Linked DNA regions of Homo sapiens: region 1 is linked to region 2. A link is a contact called in ENCODE Hi-C or POLR2A ChIA-PET data. All regions are on one chromosome and are shown on one strand. The core of a region is the stretch at or near the end of the contact, and the rest is flanking DNA. Distances in the headings are between cores, read along the strand shown.

Region 1 (4,004 bases), core at 809-3,308, 180 kb before region 2:
ATTTGTCTGCTATGGCTGTGTCCCATTTGGCCCTCTAAAAAGTTGTTCATGCTTGTCCTCTAAAAAAGACAAGATTCAGCTTTTTGAGAATCTGTTCCATTATGGCTAAATGTTTTCAAAAAACTGGTTTTGTAAAAATGTTCTAATGAAGAGTTGATTCATTGTGACATCCTCTTTTATTCCAAAGAATCCTTTTAAAATTTTCCATGCATACGTTTTATCAGTAATACAATGTAATCAAATATTAGCACCTCAAAAATATATTCAAAGACTTGTAAAACTCAAACAAAACTTGTGACCATGAAGTTTTGATGTTTCATCATGTTTCCTAAAATAGAAAGTTTACAAAATCTTTCAATCTCCTAAGTTACTAGATGATGCTTACAGAAGCAATAAAATCAGAGAAACAAAAATGTTAGAAAATTCTTGCAGGTGATTTTCAATATTGTTTTATTTTGTGCAAAAAATAATTAACCTTTTAGAAGGTCCCAGAGTATTAGAAGCCCAAACTCTGGAATATTCTCAATTTTAGTTGAGCTTTTCAGTTATTATAATATTGGTATAGCTACTCATATAATTAGTAATACAAAAGATTCTGAGTCTTATTTGTAAATAAAGTTCAAAATAAGTCATATGTTATAGGTAATCATGTTAGATATAAACCACTATTGAAAAAGAATATAAAAACAAAATACTTTATTTTTTGATTATACAATATATATAGTCCATTATGTTCACATTTAGAATGATGTTAACAATTGTTTTGACATTTTTAAAATGAAAAACTTCAATATATCTAGTTCATGAAATTGTTAATAAACTAGAAAATGATATGGACATAAAAATGACATTAGCCAAGTATATGATAATGAGGCAATGGTGGCAGGTGTACACAAAGGCATAAAAGCCATTATTTCCCACCCAAAATGATTATGTCACATTTGTGCCTTACTCAGCTCATAATCTTATGTAAAAATCTGCATTTGTGAATTAAGATAACTTTTTAAAAGTATTGTACAAAGGGTATATCTACATTTTTGAATTCAACTAGCAGATGGGAAATTATCATGTCTGTATTAACCACTACATTAAAAACACTTAAGGATATCTAGGGCATAAAAATAAAAATCGATGTATTGGCACTTAAGATATGTATTAAGCAGTAAATGATACCAAATGCAAACCTGCATTATGCTGAAATGGAAAGCATCTTAATGCAAAGAGATTACACATTTTTATGCAACTTATCTATGTGGGATGACATTTTGAACCAAGTGGAAAATGTTAATAAAATTCTCCAATGAAAACCATGACTATACAGCATATAAAGCTGAATGCTTCATAGAAAGCCCTTGCTTAAAACAACTAGGATTTAAAAGTTCCTATAAGTGGAAATTAAGGAAGACAGTTATTGGTTCATGAGATATTGCCAAACATGGTAATGTTCTTAATTGAAAATGAGTAAGCAGAAAAGTAATTTTGAAAATATTCTGATGTTTGCCTACATTAAAATCAGAAACTTACAAAAAAAAAAAAAAAAGTCTGGTCTTGGCATATTTAAACTTAAAATAATGTGTTTTAATAGTTTTCAGTTTTTTCAACTACTTTGTTGTAGGAAAAAATAACCATTAAAACTTAATAAAATCACCTACATTGGGGCACACATTTTCCTTTTCCCCCGGGGTGCCCTGTCCACTGAAAGGTGGACAGCACTTTGTAAGCTCGCTTCCTGATTGTTCATGATTTTCCCCTTTCTCCGAATTCGGGTCTTTCTCCGCAGAAATGGCCCTGAATCTCTAACACTGACTACGGCACGATCTGATTTTGAGCCGTCAGTCCCCTCAATACACTGGCACATTGGTAAAACGGTCTCGCTAAAATGTTCCATGAGAAAAATGTCTCGGGGGAGGCGGCGGTAGAGCTCTCCCTCTGTAGTCAGAGCCGTGAAAGGCGGCGTTTACTCGCTGCTCACGAGGCCTGCGGACCCTAATCCCCAAGCGCCCGGGCCTCCACTCTGCGGACCCCAAGCGCGGGTCTCCTTGAGGAAGGGGCGACCGCGGGTTAGGGTCGCTGGTGGGTCCGTTACCGCTGGTCCGGCGCCCTCTGTCGGCTGTTTGTAACAGCAAAGGCAGCTTTGTGCGCTGTTAGCAGTGGTCGCGTGCTCAGTGTCACTGCTGTGCTGGTGATTGAAATTCTCCGTGTCCTGATCTCTGCTGATGCCACTCCTCACCTGCTCTGCTCTCCTCCATCCTTCACATTTCACTCATCAGCATATGTCATCTTCTATTTTCCCAATCATTTCCCATAGTCATGTAAATTGGAAGCATAAGTATCCTCTCCTTTCCACCCACAAGAGCCACTAGCTCTGTTTTCTACAGGAGTCACTGAAATAATTGTAAGAAACTCACTCTCTGGTCCAGAGGTCATAAGTCTCACAGGTCTTGTCTCCCACGCACCTCGTGAACTTACGGTGAGAATTAACTGAGCAACATATAGAGCCACCTGGGCCATAGTAAATATGGTTATTTTATACCAATAATTATGATGATTATTAACTTTGTTGATTACGCTTTAGACTCTCAGAGATAATTACCAACTGTTAATTTCATTTTGCCAACTATATAAAATGGTCAAGATATTTCCTTGTCATTTTGTCAACACATCTACATATTTGTAGGTGAGGCACACATTGGTGAAAGTATCTGATAATTTGTAATCAATTTGAGAATTGTAGACCATAAAGGAACATCAGTGTATTATAAGTAAAGTGGAAGGCTTTCTAGAAAATAAGTGATGATTCAGTACATGCAGTTTGCACAGACACGTAATGCTGTGGGTGAGGAGGTGGAGTTTGGAGTCTGACAAAATCTAGGTTTTGAAACCTAGATTTGCCTTTTATTTACTAGATTGTTTTAGTTACATACACTCCGTTAGCATGCAGTTTTTTGGTAAATGAGATTATAGTGAGGGGATTAAATGAGTCCCTCAGAGAGGGGAAAATAATTTGTAGTTGCTATCATCATCATCACCATTTTTGATAAAGACTGAAAGAAGCCTGTGTGATTTGTCTGTCAGGCCCTTGGTGGTCATGATCAGAGCAACATTGAAACATTTAATTAGTAATCAATTCAGGATTAATGTGCCATAAGAAAATATAGGCAGCAGCAAGGAATGTGTTCTTTATTCTCAAACAAATGTAGAGAATAAAAACTATTTTAATGAAACCTTGCCATATAACCATGATAACCTGAGGTCTCTTCGTCATGAAATCATTCATGTAGCACCTGTAATACATTGGTTAGATTGTGACCCAATATTTCAAGTTTAAATCATATATGACAGACAAAATTATCAAGTATAATTATTAACCCTTTCTCTAAAAAGAGGATCTCATATCTATACTCACAAGTAAAATCACAGATATTGAATCAAGGAGAGGAGAGAAATGATGGCCTGAAGTTGGCCCCATTTAAGAAAGGCACACGGGTATGAATGAGAGAAAGAAACCCACAAGAAGTAGAAGGAGGCTACAAGAAAGAATATGCAGGTGTTTGGGGAAAAAAACCACATTTGCTCAGAAGGAGCTACCATGATAAGAGTGACTCATGGAGTGAATGGTTAAAGAACATTTAATTTTTATTTCTAGCTAAGTTGTCCAGGTCTAGCTAAGTTGCCCAGGCTGGAGTGCAGTGGCATGATCACAGTCCATGGCAGGCTTGAACTCCTGGGCTCAAGCTATCCTCCTGCCTTTTTCAAAAAACATAAGTAAAACTGAATTAGTTCCAGCTAGTAAAACTGCCAAAGTGTTTGGTGCATCTTCTTCATAGCCCTAGAAAGGGTTCCTACCGATTACTTACTCTATAAGACCTGTCAGCTTTGCCAGAGTGCTCCACTACAGAAATAATACATTTGTCTTACTTACCAATATACTCACTAAATAAGTACATTACTTGAAACAGATATACTCAAAATATTTTATGAAGCAATGAAATAAATAAAACCAT
Region 2 (3,688 bases), core at 638-3,137:
TGTTGGTGACTTAAGTTGAGTTCCCAGACTGCATGTGGTAAGTCCTGGACAGGTACCCATCCCATTTTTCTCTGCTTCCAAATCCATCCCACATTTGCTTTGTCTGTAGAAGTAAGTTTTCTGAAATCCCTTTCATCACTATCATGCAGAACTTATTTCAACAATTGTAAAAAACAACAAACAAACAAAAAAAAACTGGTGGAAAATTGGGGACATATGGGAAATCTAAATACCAACTGGGTATGACATGATAAGGAACTTGTTAATTTTCTTAGGAGTGAATCGTATGTAAGAAAATGTCTTCAAATTTTAGAGATCCATACTAAAGAATTTAAAGGCTGAGGTAATGGTATCTGGACCTTACTTTAAAACAACTGAGCAAAGAGATAGTAGCCAAAGGAAATACAGTAAAATTATCATTATTAAGGCTAGGTGATCAATATGTGGGGCTTTATTATAATATTCTCTCTACTTTGAAATGTACTTGAAATTTTTAATAACAAAGTTAAAATAAATGTAATATTATGTGTTTCCTAATTCTGATACTATCATACTTGCCCAATTTTGTGTGTGTGTGTGTGTGTGTGTGTGTGTGTGTGTGTGTGTGTAAGACAGGGTCTTGCTTTGTTGCCCAGGCTGGAGTACAGTGGTATGATTACTGCTCACTGAAGCCTTGACCTCCCAGGCTCCAGCAGTCCTCCTAATTCAGCCTTCCAAGTAGCTGGGACTACAGGCACATGGCACAATATCAGGCTAATTTTTGTAATTTTTTGTAGATTTGTGGTCTCCCTATGTTGCCTAGGCTGGTCCCAAACTCCTGGGCCCAAGCGATCCGCCCACCTTGGCCTTTCCCAATTCTTACAGCAAAAAAGAGTATACAGTTGATATGAACCATTCTCTGAACATCATTTGTTTTTACTGTACCTGCTTCTGTCATAATGAACAAGAAGTGTGAAGGATATTTATCTGTCCATAGCAGCAGATGACAATGTTTTATGCTGAACTACAGCGGACAGGTGATGTGCAAATATATGAAACTCTCAAATATATAACTGGCTCTGCTTCTTAGAAGCTTGTAGACTTGAAGTAAGCAACCTACCCGCTCTAGGCTTTTTCTGTGAAAAGGGCTATAATTGGATCTACTTCCAGGCTATTGTTAGGATTTAGGACATAATGCATACAAATCACTCGGCTCATTGCCTGAAACATAGTGAGAACCCAATAAACATCATAGCACCCAAAAAACATAAATACCTTTTAGCAGCAGTCAAAAAAGGTAAAACATTTGTGTTCTACCTCACAAGGAGTTTCCACACTGTAGCTGGGAAACAAATCACCCCTTAATAAGGTTAAGCTATACAGTATAGCTCAGTTTTCATCTTTCACGTCTCAAACAGAAACATCATGTGGATCTTTCACTCAAACCAAATGGAAGTTGTTTTCCTTTCCACAACAATATGAATTCCCTTGGTTAGACAGTAAGAAGGTCACTGGACAATTTCTGAACTGTGAATAAGCAAATACAAAGAGAAGGAAAAAAGCTGGGTTTGTTGAGCAGGCATTGCTCATTCCAGACTGATGACACAACTTTTGGTTAAGGATAGTGAAGATAGAGAAAGCAGTTGCACTGACATTTCAACACATTCCTTTAGCCATGGTAATTAACGCCTCAACTTCTGGATTCAGGGAACGGCCCTCTCTCTGCTGAGGACATTCATTTCAAAGGTGTGCTTTTAAGTGAATTGAAAAGGACCCTAAAGAGAAAGGCTGCCTTTCATATCTCGTCTCTCTCTTCAGTGAATCTGGACACAGTGCTTTCATCTTCTCATTGCCCAGCTTAGGTCCCCTTTTGTTTTGTGGTGCCCTGTTACGTTGCTTTGTTTTGGTTTCTCTGGGAGGCCTGCCAACCCTAGCCTCAGAGAAGGCTCGAAATGATGAGATCAAATGTTTTGAGACAGTGTTACATTTCCTTTTTTTCCCCAAGCTTTTCTTTGTTTAGCTCTATGCCTCCTGTCATCTTAAATCTTCTCTTCCTTATGTAGTGCCTCTATAGCCAAAGAGATTGCTAAGTCACAGAATCACGTACTTTGAAGTAATTTCTTGAGAGTAATGAAACTCAGCTACCTGACAGAAAAATCCCCTTTATGATAACTCCAACCCATGCTTATGCTCAAATATGACTTGCACACACTTCATACAGGGGAGTTCCTTGCACCAATACTAGTTTTTAAATGTAGTTTTTAGAACGTTCTTCCTTATGGTTTTAGAACTGTAATTAATCTTAATTCTAGTTAATGGAGTTAAACAGAAGGAATCATATCCCCTCCTCTCCCACCTGTTTTCTCTTTTTCAGATTTAGAATCTCATTTTCTAAACATTATGTAGAAATTAAGATGTAGAAGGGGAGGGTGATCATAAAAATATACAGACAGGCTTTACAGAATTCATTCCTTCATTCAAAAAATAATTCAAAGTACGAGCCAGGGGATTCTAAGTTTTGAAGTGAGGAGTAACTTGATCTATAGAAGGAATTGAAACAAAAACTGCATGAATAGACTTTTGAGTCAGGGAGGGTCTTCCCAGATGAAGCTGGGTTTTGTAGACTTAGGGACATTTTTCCAAAAATAATAAAAAAACAGGGAGGAGTTTTAAGCAGCAATGTCATAGGGTTTCAAGACATTTTGCCATTATGGCTACCCTCTTCTGGACAGACTGTAGTTATTCACCATTCTGTTTCAGGTGCACAGCGCTAACCATACCATCCAGACAGGGGCTGGTGAGTCCACAGTAGGCTGAGCCATCACCTCCTTTGTTCTGGACATTAGATTGATGCATCCTAATGATGTATTTACTTGGATGGTCACTTTGTCATTCTGTTTTGTATCAGATAGATCTGGTGGTCGACTAAAATCAATACCTGGTTTGGGTTGGATTTTTGATGCTAGATATGCTATACAGAAGCTGGACCACAAAGGAAACTCACGTCAACTTGAGATGCCCAGCATTAAGTTTCTCTTCTCTTTCTGCATCTAATTGAGCCTATATGATGAGAGTTTTGCTTTTGTTCTGGTTTTTCTCTTTTCTTCTATAATTTTTTTCTAATGATGACAGCAAACTTGGAAAATACAGAAAAACAAAGTGAAGCAAGTAAAAATAATTGAAATAAGCATAGATAACCATTGTTATCACTGCTATTGACATCTTTCACTAAGTATCATTTTCCATGGTTGAAATCATACTGTCATGTAGTTTTATATAGCCTGTTTTATAACTATTATTATTAGGTCACAAGAATTTATTTTCCAGCATATTAAATGGTTTTCATATGTGCTTCTTATTTGAGGACATTGAATTTCCTGGTTTTTTACTTTATAAAAGAATATTTTCAAAGAATACCTTTATATTTAAATATTTACTTGCATTTCAGAGTATTTCCTTAGATTAGCACTCTAGAAACATATTTAAAGCTTCTTTGATACATATTTATACACTGCTTTACAAAACTTGTTGGCTAATTTACACTTCTACCTGTATTGTGCATTAAAAAAATAAAAATAAAAAATTAACCTTGCTGCTTAATTGGAGAAAATATAACTGCATTATTGTCTTCACTTTTGTTTTTAATTGTTAGTGATGTTAAAGATTTTACAATGTTTATTAAGCCATTTATCTTTCTTTATTGTTAACT

Evidence for each region. Hi-C counts contacts between places; a loop is a spot of excess contacts on that map. ChIA-PET counts read pairs that join two places held with the same protein, here RNA polymerase II (POLR2A). Pooled maps may share reads with other maps.
Region 1: a map of pancreas shows a loop between it and region 2 (4-fold over the local background). The contact joins two enhancer-like sites. A Hi-C loop is called at or near these places in 1 of 168 maps with a recorded cell type or tissue (pancreas) and 2 of 50 pooled maps. POLR2A ChIA-PET finds 5 or more read pairs at or near these places in 1 of 52 experiments (PC-3).

What each region holds. Positions count from the first base shown.
Region 1 is chr9:21,394,207-21,398,210 of GRCh38, forward strand. No RefSeq gene overlaps it. Among named protein-coding and RNA genes, the nearest start is that of IFNA2, 11 kb to the left of the region's middle. Within about 2 kb of position 2,059, at least 2 of the 41 ENCODE cell types and tissues checked have a DNase peak (open chromatin) inside an H3K27ac peak, as active enhancers do.
Region 2 is chr9:21,574,869-21,578,556 of GRCh38, forward strand. No RefSeq gene overlaps it. Among named protein-coding and RNA genes, the nearest start is that of MIR31HG, 17 kb to the left of the region's middle. RefSeq lists a silencer at 2,112-2,161. Within about 2 kb of position 1,888, at least 10 of the 41 ENCODE cell types and tissues checked have a DNase peak (open chromatin) inside an H3K27ac peak, as active enhancers do.